2 separate regions of the Homo sapiens genome follow, and region 1 is linked to region 2. A link is a contact called in ENCODE Hi-C or POLR2A ChIA-PET data. All regions are on one chromosome and are shown on one strand. The core of a region is the stretch at or near the end of the contact, and the rest is flanking DNA. Distances in the headings are between cores, read along the strand shown.

The links. Hi-C counts contacts between places; a loop is a spot of excess contacts on that map. ChIA-PET counts read pairs that join two places held with the same protein, here RNA polymerase II (POLR2A). Pooled maps may share reads with other maps.
Region 1: a loop to region 2 is called in a pooled map, with 6 times the contacts of the local background. The contact joins two enhancer-like sites. A Hi-C loop is called at or near these places in 2 of 50 pooled maps. POLR2A ChIA-PET finds 5 or more read pairs at or near these places in 3 of 52 experiments (B cell, GM10248 and activated naive CD4-positive, alpha-beta T cell).

What each region holds. Positions count from the first base shown.
Region 1 is chr7:74,099,771-74,104,572 of GRCh38, forward strand. The region is part of intron 5 of LIMK1 (LIM domain kinase 1); the gene reads left to right. Among named protein-coding and RNA genes, the nearest start is that of LIMK1, 18 kb to the left of the region's middle. RefSeq lists an enhancer at 843-912. Within about 2 kb of position 1,346, at least 6 of the 41 ENCODE cell types and tissues checked have a DNase peak (open chromatin) inside an H3K27ac peak, as active enhancers do.
Region 2 is chr7:74,585,793-74,590,509 of GRCh38, forward strand. It overlaps GTF2IRD1 (GTF2I repeat domain containing 1), which reads left to right. Exons shown (of 27, transcript NM_005685.4): 23 at 4,059-4,136. Among named protein-coding and RNA genes, the nearest start is that of MIR10525, 7.8 kb to the right of the region's middle. RefSeq lists enhancers at 1,408-1,995, 1,996-2,582, 2,062-2,111, 2,132-2,291. Within about 2 kb of position 1,820, at least 16 of the 41 ENCODE cell types and tissues checked have a DNase peak (open chromatin) inside an H3K27ac peak, as active enhancers do.

The DNA of each region.
Region 1 (4,802 bases), core at 96-2,595, 490 kb before region 2:
ACATTTTCTTTAGTCCATGTCTGATCCAACAAGAAAGAGGAGGAACCAAGTCAAGAATGAGTGAAGAAGCTGGGCGCAGTAACTCACACCTGTAATCTCAGCACTTTGGGAGGCCAAAGTGAGAGGATCACTTAAGGCCAGAAGTTTGAGACCAGCTTGGGCAACATAGCGAGACCTGCATGTCTACAAAAAAAAAAAAAAAATTAAAAATTAGCCAGGCATGGTGAAATCACTGAACACATAAAGGCTGGGCATGGTTGCTCACACTTATAATCGAAACACTTTGGGAGGCTGAGATGGGAGGATCACTTGAGGCCAGGAGTTCGAAACCAGCCTGGGAAACATTGTAGTCACAGCTACTTGGGAGGCTGAGGCAGAAGGATCTCTTGAGCCCAGGAAGTGGCTACAGTGAGCTATAATTGCACGACTGCACTCTAGGCTGGGCAATGGAGCAAAACCCTGTCTCAAAAAAATGGGGCAGGGCTGATAAAGATTAGATTACTGTGTGACTTTGAGCAGCTGCTTTCTCTCTAGGCTTTGGGGGTCTGTTTGAACAATGAGGGAGTTGGATACCTTGGAGCTTTCTAAGATTTCTGTGGCGCCTTTATTGACACCTTGAGAAGTAGCATGCAGTGTTTCTACTTTTGGGCAATTGGTCACTTCTTTTTTTTTGAGACAGTCTCACTCTGTCGCCCAGTCTGGGGTGCAGTGGTGTGATACCAGCTCACTGCAACCTCCACCCACAAGGTTCAAGCAATTCTTGCACCTCAGCCCCCTGAGTAGCTGGGACTACAGGTGACCACATGTGGCTAATTTTTGTATTTTTAGTAAAGACAGGGTTTCACCATGTTGGCCAGGCTCGTTTCAAACTCCTGGGCTCAAGTGATCCTCCCTTCTCGGCCTCCCAAAGTGCCGGGATTACAGGTGTGAGCCACCGTGCCCGGCCCAAGTGCTAGCTTTCTCTCTCTCTTTTTTTTTTTTTCGAGACGGAGTCTCGCTCTGTCGCCCAGGCTGGAGTGCAGTGGTGTGGTCTCGGCTCACTGCAAGCCCCGCCTCCTGGGTTCACGCCATTCTCCTGCCTCAGCCTCCCGAGTAGCTGGGACTACAGGCACCTGCCACCATGCCCGGCTAATTTTTTTTTTATATTTAGTAGAGACAGGGTTTCACCATATTAGGCAGGATGGTCTCGATCTCCTGACCTCGTGATCCGCCCGTCTCGGCCTCCCAAAGTGCTGCGATTACAGGCATGAGCCACCACGCCCGGCCCTACCAAGTGCTAGCTTTCATTTGACGCAGTGAATGTTTCTTGTACACCTGGCAGGTGCCTGGCACTGCATAGGCACTGTTGAGATGTGAAGGTGGCCCTGGGGACAGAAAATTATACTGGGCTTGACTGTGTGTCTCCATCCCTTGACATCAGCCAAGCCAGCAGCTGCTTTACATACATGATGAGCAGACAGCTGCTTGAAAGAGATGAGGAAACTCCCAGACCAACGGCTCTTACCAGAGGGCCAAGGGAGGTCCCCACAGAGTCAGAGGCTGCAGCTGGTCCCTGAAATCCAGGCAGAATTTTAGAAATGAAGACAGTCAGCTGGGTGCAGCGGCTCATGCCTGTTATCTCAGCCACTTCGGAGGGCTGAGGTGAGAGGATTGCTTGAGCCCAGGAGGTGGAGGCTGCAGCAAGCTATGATGACACCATGCATTCCAGCTTGGGCGACAGAGCGAGACCCTATCTCTAAAATAAAAATGAAGAAGACAGTTAATGACGTCTCCTCCCTGTCTGCCTCACTGGGTAAGCATTCGCCCAGCCAACATCTGGAACATCCCAGTTCTGCAAAGAGCCACACCCTTCCCAGAAAGAGCCCAACTTGCCAAAGATTTACTTATTTGTTTTAAACTGGTTTTAGTTGACCGCTTTTCATTTTGTGTATAGCAGCGTTTTAAGGAAGGTCTAATTTATCCAGGCCACCTGCTGCTTTAGCAAACCAAGGGAGAGGATGTGAGATTCTAAGGAATTTACATATGTATGTCATATATATATATATATATATATAGACACACAATTTTTTTTTGAGACAGGGTCTTGCTCTGTCATACAGGCTGGAGTGCAGTGGCACAATCATAGCTCACTATAGCCTCAGATGCCTGTGCTCAAGCAATCCACTCACCTCGGCCTCCTGAGTAGTGAGACTACAGGCACACACCACCACACCCAGCTAATTTTTTAATTTTTTGTAGAGACTGAGTCTTGCTGTGTCGCCCAGGCTAGTCTTGAACTCCTGGGCTCAAGCAATCCTCCCACATTGGCTTCCCAAAGTGCTAGGATTACAAGCGTGAGCCACTATGCCTGGCTTATTTTTAAGGTTATATGCATGCAAAGCCTGTATCAATGAAAATATTTTCTTTGGTTTTTTTCAACTTTTCATCTTCGCATTTTGCAGATTTATAGAAAATTTGCTAAAATAATAAGTCCATTGAATACATACACACCCTTCACCAAGGTTCACCAATTCGTAACTGCCATATTTGGGAGTTATATGTGTGTCTCTCTATATATACATATATGGATACAGATACATATACATGTTTAGTGACTTGTTTATATTTGTACATACATGTACATGTTGTTATTTATTGATCGTTTGGGAGTAAGTTGCAGGGATCATTGACTCCCCCACAATTATGCTAGATATTCTCAAAAGAAGGACCTTCTCTTTTTTTTTTTTTTTTTTGGAGACAGGGTATCACTGTCATTGAGGCTGGAGTGCAGTGATGCGATCACAGCTCACTGCAGCCTCAACCTCCCAGGCTCAAGTGATCCTCCCACCTCTGCCTCCCAAGTAGCTGGGACTACAGGCACGGGCCACCACGCCTGGCTAGGCATTCTGTTATGTAATTATCAATTGTATCTTATAGTTCAGTGATCACATTTTGGAAATGTAACATTGATACCATTATCTAATACACAGACCATATTCAAATTTTGCCTATTGTCTCTATACTGAACTACTGAGCTGTCCTTTATAGCAATCTCCCCCTCATCCACAGTCCAGTCCATGATCAACATTGCATTTAATCGTCATGTGTCATCAGTATCTTTTTTTTTTTTTTTTTTGAGACGGAATTTTGCTCTTGTTGCCCAGGTTGGAGCGCAATGGCGCAATCTTGGCTTATTGCAACCTCCGCCTTTGGGCTTAAGTGATTCTCCTGCCTCAGCCTCCTAAGTAGCTGAGATTACAGGCGTGCACCATTATGCATGCCTAATTTTTGTATTTTTATTAGAGACGGGGTTTTACCATGTTGCCCTGGCTGGTCTTGAACTCCTGACCTCAAATGATCCACCCACCTCAGCCTCCCAAAATGCTGGGTTTACAGGCATGAGCCACTGCGTCTGGCCATTTCCTCAGCCTTTCATTGCCCTTCATGATCTTGACATTTTTGAAGTGTACAGGCCAGTCATTAAAGTAAAATGTTTTTCCTTTTTTTTTTTTTTTTTTTTAAAAAGAGACAGGGTCTCACTGTGTTGCCCAGGCTGGTCTCAGACTCCTAGGCTCAAGTGATCCTCCCGCCTCAGCTTCCCAAAGTGCTGGGATTACAGGCGTGAGCCATCGTACCTGCCCTCGCATTTGGGTTTGACTGATGTTTCCTCTTAGGGAGACAGGCTCTGCAGGTTTGGCCTGATACTGCATAAGTGATCCTCTGTCCTTCCGAGTGGATCTTGCCAGGAGACATATGATGTCAGTGTGCCCTTTGCTGAGGATGTTCACTTTGATTACTTGTTTTTTCTGTACTGTAAGGATTTTTTTCCCTTTGTCATCAATAAACCATTTGTGAGATTTGAGTCTGTAAATATCCTGTTCCCAAAAACCCTTCCCCAAATGATTTGAGCATCTATTGATGATTCTTGCCTGTAGCGATTATTACTAGGGTGGCTACCAAATGCTGAATTTCTAACTCTGTTCTTCCTTCTGCATTTGTTACTGTAAGGAAGAGCTTCTCCCCCATACGAGAATAGTCTTTTTGTTTGCTTGGTTGTTTTTTTGAGATAGGGTCTCACTCTGTTGCCCAGGCTGGAGTGCAGTGACATGATCATAGCTCACTGCAGCCTCGACCTCATGGGCTCAAGCGATCCTCCTGCCTCAGCCTCTCGAGTAGCTGGGACTACAGGCAGCACCACCATGCCTGGCTAATTTTTTATTTTTTGTAATGGTGAGGTCTCACTATTTTGCTCAGGCTGGTCTCGAACTCCTGACCTCAAGTGATCTTCCCACCTCAGCCTCCCAAATAGCTGGGATTACAGGAGTGTGCCACCATGCTCAGCTAATTTTCTGTAAAAAATGTCATAGAGATGGGGTCTTGCTATGCTGCCCAGGCTGGTCTCAAACCCCTAGTCTCAAGCAATCCTCCCACCTTGGCCTCCCAAAGTGCTGGGATTCCAGGCATGAGCCACCACACCTGGCCCTGTTTTTCTTAAAGTTCTCAGTCTCCTCTCTGCCTTACCCCCATCCCCTTTTCCATCTCCAGGACCTAGGGCAGAGACAAAGTGAGCATTCCCTAAAAAGCTTTTATGAGGCAAAATGAAAACCAGCTCACGCCTATAATCCCAGCACTTTGGGAGGCCAAGGTGGGTGGATTACCTGAGGTCAGGAGTTCAAGACCAGCCTGACCAACATAGAGAAACCCCATCTGTACTAAAAATACAAAATTAGCCAGGCATGGTGGCACATGCCTGTAATCCCAGCTACTCAGGAGCCTGAGGCAAGAGAATCACTTGAACCTGGGAGGCGGAAGTTGCAATGAGC
Region 2 (4,717 bases), core at 570-3,069:
AATCACTTGAACCCAGCAGGCAGAGGTTGCAGTGAGCCAAGATCGCACCACTGCACTCCAGTCCAGCCTGGGTGACAGAGCAAGACTCTTCCAAAAAAAAAAAGAAAAAGAAAGAAACTGTAGAGGAATCTGAGACCTCAGGAAACCCAGGGCTCATGGTAGAGTGGAAAGACCAGGGCTTTGGGGTTGACACAGAGTACTCCTGGTGCTTAGAGGCTGTGTGACCTTGGGCAAGTTTCTTTACCTCTCTGAGCCTCTGTGTCTTTGGCTGCAGTGTCTAGGAAAGCATCTGCACACAGTGATGTGTGTGATCCAGGCCATCCTTTCTCTGTTCTGTGCATGCATGGCCATGCCTGCTGAGAATCCTGCCACCAAAGATTCCTCAGTGGCATGGGGACAGATGGAATGTGCTGTTGCTTCCCTGCAGGCTCTAGGAGCTGGTCCTTGGGCCCAGGACTCCATCACTGTTGTCTGCATGGATTTGGACAAGGGTGGCCTTGATTCTTCCCACATCCTAGTCCTGAAAGGAAGGCCCGTGTTGGGTCACAGGAGAAGACGAGGGTTCTAGGGGATGTGGAGCGTGGGGTCTTTGTGTGGCTGAATTAGAGGCATTACTCCACGAGATAGGGACACGGGAGGAGGACGTTGTCTGGAATGGCTGATGTTTGCAGTGTCTCTGGGCACGCAGGGGGGCTGGCGGGCCGTGCCTGAAGACAGATCAGCAACTCAGAGATGTGCAGAGATTGCTGAGTGTGGGTGTGGACGGACCAGGCCAGGGACCTGCAGGGTTTGGGAGGACCTGAGGTGGTGGGTGTTGGAGCCCTGGGAAAAGGAGGAACCAGGCCAAGCAGGTGCCCAGCCTCTGTCCTGTGGGAAGCTCCCTGCTCTTTGGGGCAACCCCCACATGGGGAACAGGGCCTCCATTCTGGCAGCTTGCGCACGGGAGGCCAAGCCACCCAGACGGGGTCAGCAGACTCTAAGCAGCACAGAGCACCACGCCAGGAGATGCAGTTCCCAAGGCAGCCTCCTAAACAGAAGTGAGCTCTTCCCAGAGTTTTCAAGATTAAAAGAGCCAGACACAGTGGCTCACAACTGTAATCCCAGCACTTTCGGAGGCTGCGGACAGGAGGATCGCTTGAGCTTAGGAGTTCGAGAACAGCCTGTGCAACAGAGAGAGACTCTCTCTACAAAAAATTTTAAAAAAACTTAGTCTGGCATGGTGATTCATGCCTGGAGCCCCAGCTACTTGAGAGGCTGAGTGGGGAGGATTGCTTGAGCCAAAGAGTTCAAGGCTGCAGTGAGCTATGATGGCACCACTGTACTCCAACCTGGGAAACAGGGTGAGACCCTGTCTCAAAAAACAGGAGTCAGGCTGGGCACAGTGGCTCACGCCTGTAATCCCAGCACTTTGGGAGACCGAGGCAGGCAGATCACCTGAGCTCAGGAGTTTGAGACCACCCTGGCCAATATGGCAAAACCCCATCTCTACTAAATATACAAAAATTAACCGGACGTTGTGGCAGGCGCCTGTAGTCCCAGCTCTCAGGAGGCTGACGCAGGAGAATGGCTTGAACCTGGGAGGCAGAGGTTGCAGCGAACCGAGACCGTGCCACTGCACTCCAGCCTGGGCAACAGAGTGAGACTCTGTCTTGGAAAAACAAAAAGAAAAAAAAACAGGAGTCATTTTGCTCCAAAGACCCATCAGTCTGCTCTGCCCTGAATCATCCGGCCCTGGCTCCCTGCCTGCGTCTAGCTCCACCCCACAACATCTCACCCTTACCGAACCCGCCTGCCCCAAGAGGCCCAGCCCATGTGACCCCACGCTTCTCAGAGAGGAGATTTCCTGTTGGACATGCAAACCACCCTTCCTGCAATCCCAGCCCCGTCCTCAACCCTGGCACAAGCCCACAGGCTGCTGCAGAGCTCTGCCCCAGACCCCATCTCCAGCCCAACCCCCACTCAGCCTTACAGCCCAGCTCAGGCCCCATCTCCAGGGCTAACTGACTCCAGCAGCTCCTCTAGGCTACAGGGAGGGGAGAGCAGAGCACACCAGGGCTCAAGCAGCAGATAGGCCGTGACGGTTACCTGGGCAGTGAGCAGGGAGAATGCACGGCCCCCACACTCCCAGACACGGTCTGTTTCCCATTCACAGACCTTGGTCAGCGAGCGGTCAGGGGATTTCCAACAGCCCAGCACAGTGACACCGGCCCCTGTGCATGGACCCCACTAGGCCCATCAGTCATCTCCCCTGTACCACCCCAAAGTTCAGCCACTTCCAGGACATGGGATCTTTTTCTTTTTTTCTTTTCTTTTCTTTTTTTTTTTTTTTTTTGAGACGGAGTTTCGCTCTTGTTGCCCAGGCTGGAGTGCAGTGGCGCGATCTCAGCTCACTGCAACCTCCGCCTCCTGGGTTCAAGCAGTTCTCCTGTCTCAATCTCTTGAGTAGTTGGGATTACAGGTGCCCGCCACCACACTCGGCTAATTTTTGTATTTTTAGTAGAGACGGGGTTTCGCTATGTTGGCCAGGGTGGTCTCAAACTCCTGACCTCTGGTGATCTGCCAATCTCAGCCTCCCTCAGTGCTGGGGTTACAGGCGTGAGCCACCGCACCCAGCCAACACAAGATCTTTCACGCTTGAGTGCCTATGCATGGCTGGTCCTTCTGTCCTGGTGGCTTCCCACTGCCACTCCGTCCTTCACAAACTCCTACCTGCCTTTTTGGAGCCCATTTTTTGTTTGTTTGTTTGTTTTCATTTTTGTTTGAGACAGGTCTCTGTCTCCCGGGCTGGACTGCAGTGACGTGATCTCTGCTCACTGCAACCTCCACCTTCCAGGCTCAAGTGATTCTCCTACCTCACCCTCCTGAGTAGCTGGGACTACAGGTGCCCGCCACATGCCCAGCTAATCTTTTTGTATTTTTAGTACAGACGGGGTTTCACCATGTTGGCCAGAATGGTCTCGAACTCCTGGCCTCAAGTAATCTGCCTGCCTCTGCCTCCCAAAGTGCTGGGATTATAGGCATGAGCCACCATGTCAGGCCTTGAGAGCCCATTCAAGCATCCTTCTCTCTTGGGGGAGGTCTCCCCAGACTTGCCCACAGAGGGTGGGCACCCTCATTCATGCCCCTTGTCTCCTAAGTGTGTCCTGTTGTACTTTAGTGACCAGATGACACCCCCTCTGGCTGGGAGCCCCTCAGGGAAGCAGCCCTGCCTCTTCTCTTTAGGTTGTTTTGTGCCCAACACAGGGCCTGTGCTGGGGACACTGATAAAAAAATGTGGGATGGGCTGGCCACCGTGGCTCACATCTGTAATTCCTGAACTTTGGGAGGGCAAAGCAAGAGGATCACTTGAGGCCAGCAAGAGGATCACTTCAGCCTGGGAAACATAGCGAGACTCCATCTGTACAAAAACTTTAAAAAATTAGGCATGGTGGCACACATCTTTATTCCCAGCTACTCAGGAGGCTGAGGTGGGAGGATCACTTGAGCCTGGGAGTTGGAGGCTGCCGTGAGCTATCTATGATCCACTGCTGCCTTCCAGCCTGGGTGACAGAGCAAGACCGTGTCTCAAAAAAAGAAAAATGGATGGAGGGACAGACCAATAACTGATGCTAGAAACCAGCTGCAGCCAGGCACAGTGGCTCACACCTGTAATCCCAGCACTTTGGGAGGCTGAGGCGGGTGGATCACCTGAGCCAGGAGTTTGAGACCAGCCTGGGCAACATGGTGAAACCCCATCTCTACTAAAAATACAAAAATTAGCTGGGCATGGTGGCACGTGCCTGTGATCCCAGCTACTTGGGATGGTGAGGCAGGAGAATTCGCTTGAACCCAGAAGGCAGAGGTTGCAGTGAGCTGAGATCACGCCACTGCACTCCAGCCTGGGCAACAGAGCGAGACTCTGTCTCAAAAGGAAAAAAAAAAAAACAGCTATATAGGAGTGGGTCGGCCCTGCAGAGAATGTAATGTTTTGGCAGATCAGGGACGCCTGGTGGGAGAAGCAGCAGGTCCAGTGGCTAAGCTGGTGCCAACTCTCATGCCCCCTTGTCTTCCTCTTGTAGATGAAGATGACGCCAACAGACTCGGGGAGAAGGTGATCCTGCGGGAGCAGGTGAAGGAACTCTTCAACGAGAAATACGGTCAGTGCCTGTGGTCAGGGTCAGCACACCAAGCCCTCCTCCCGGGGGTGGTGGGGGGCCTCCCTCTGCAGCCAGCCTGGCTTTCAGGAGCCCCCAGCTGGCTGCCTGCTCCCTGGTGACATGGCTGCTCTGCCCATGACCCACGTTTTGTGTATGTTGATTTTTTTTTTTTAAACAGGGTCTCACTCTGTTGCCCAAGCTGGAGTACAGTGGCGTATCTCCGCTCACTGCAGCCTTCACCTCCTGGGCTTAGGTGATCCTCCTGCCTCAGCCTCCCAAGTAGCTGGGACTACAAGCATGCGCCAACACTCCCGGCTAATTTTTCTATTTTTAGTAGAGACAAGGTTTCACTATGTTGCCCAGACTGGTCTTGATCTTCTGGGTTCAAGCGATCCTCCTGCCTTGGCCTCCCAAAGTGCCAGGATTACAGGTGTGAGCCACCATGCCCAGCCTGTAGGTCTTGATTTTTTTTTTTTTGGAGACAGAGTCTCACTCTGTCGCCCAGGCTGGAGTGCAGTGGCGGGATCTCCACTCACTGCAAGCTCCACCTCCTGGGTTCACGTCATTCTCCTGCCTCAGCC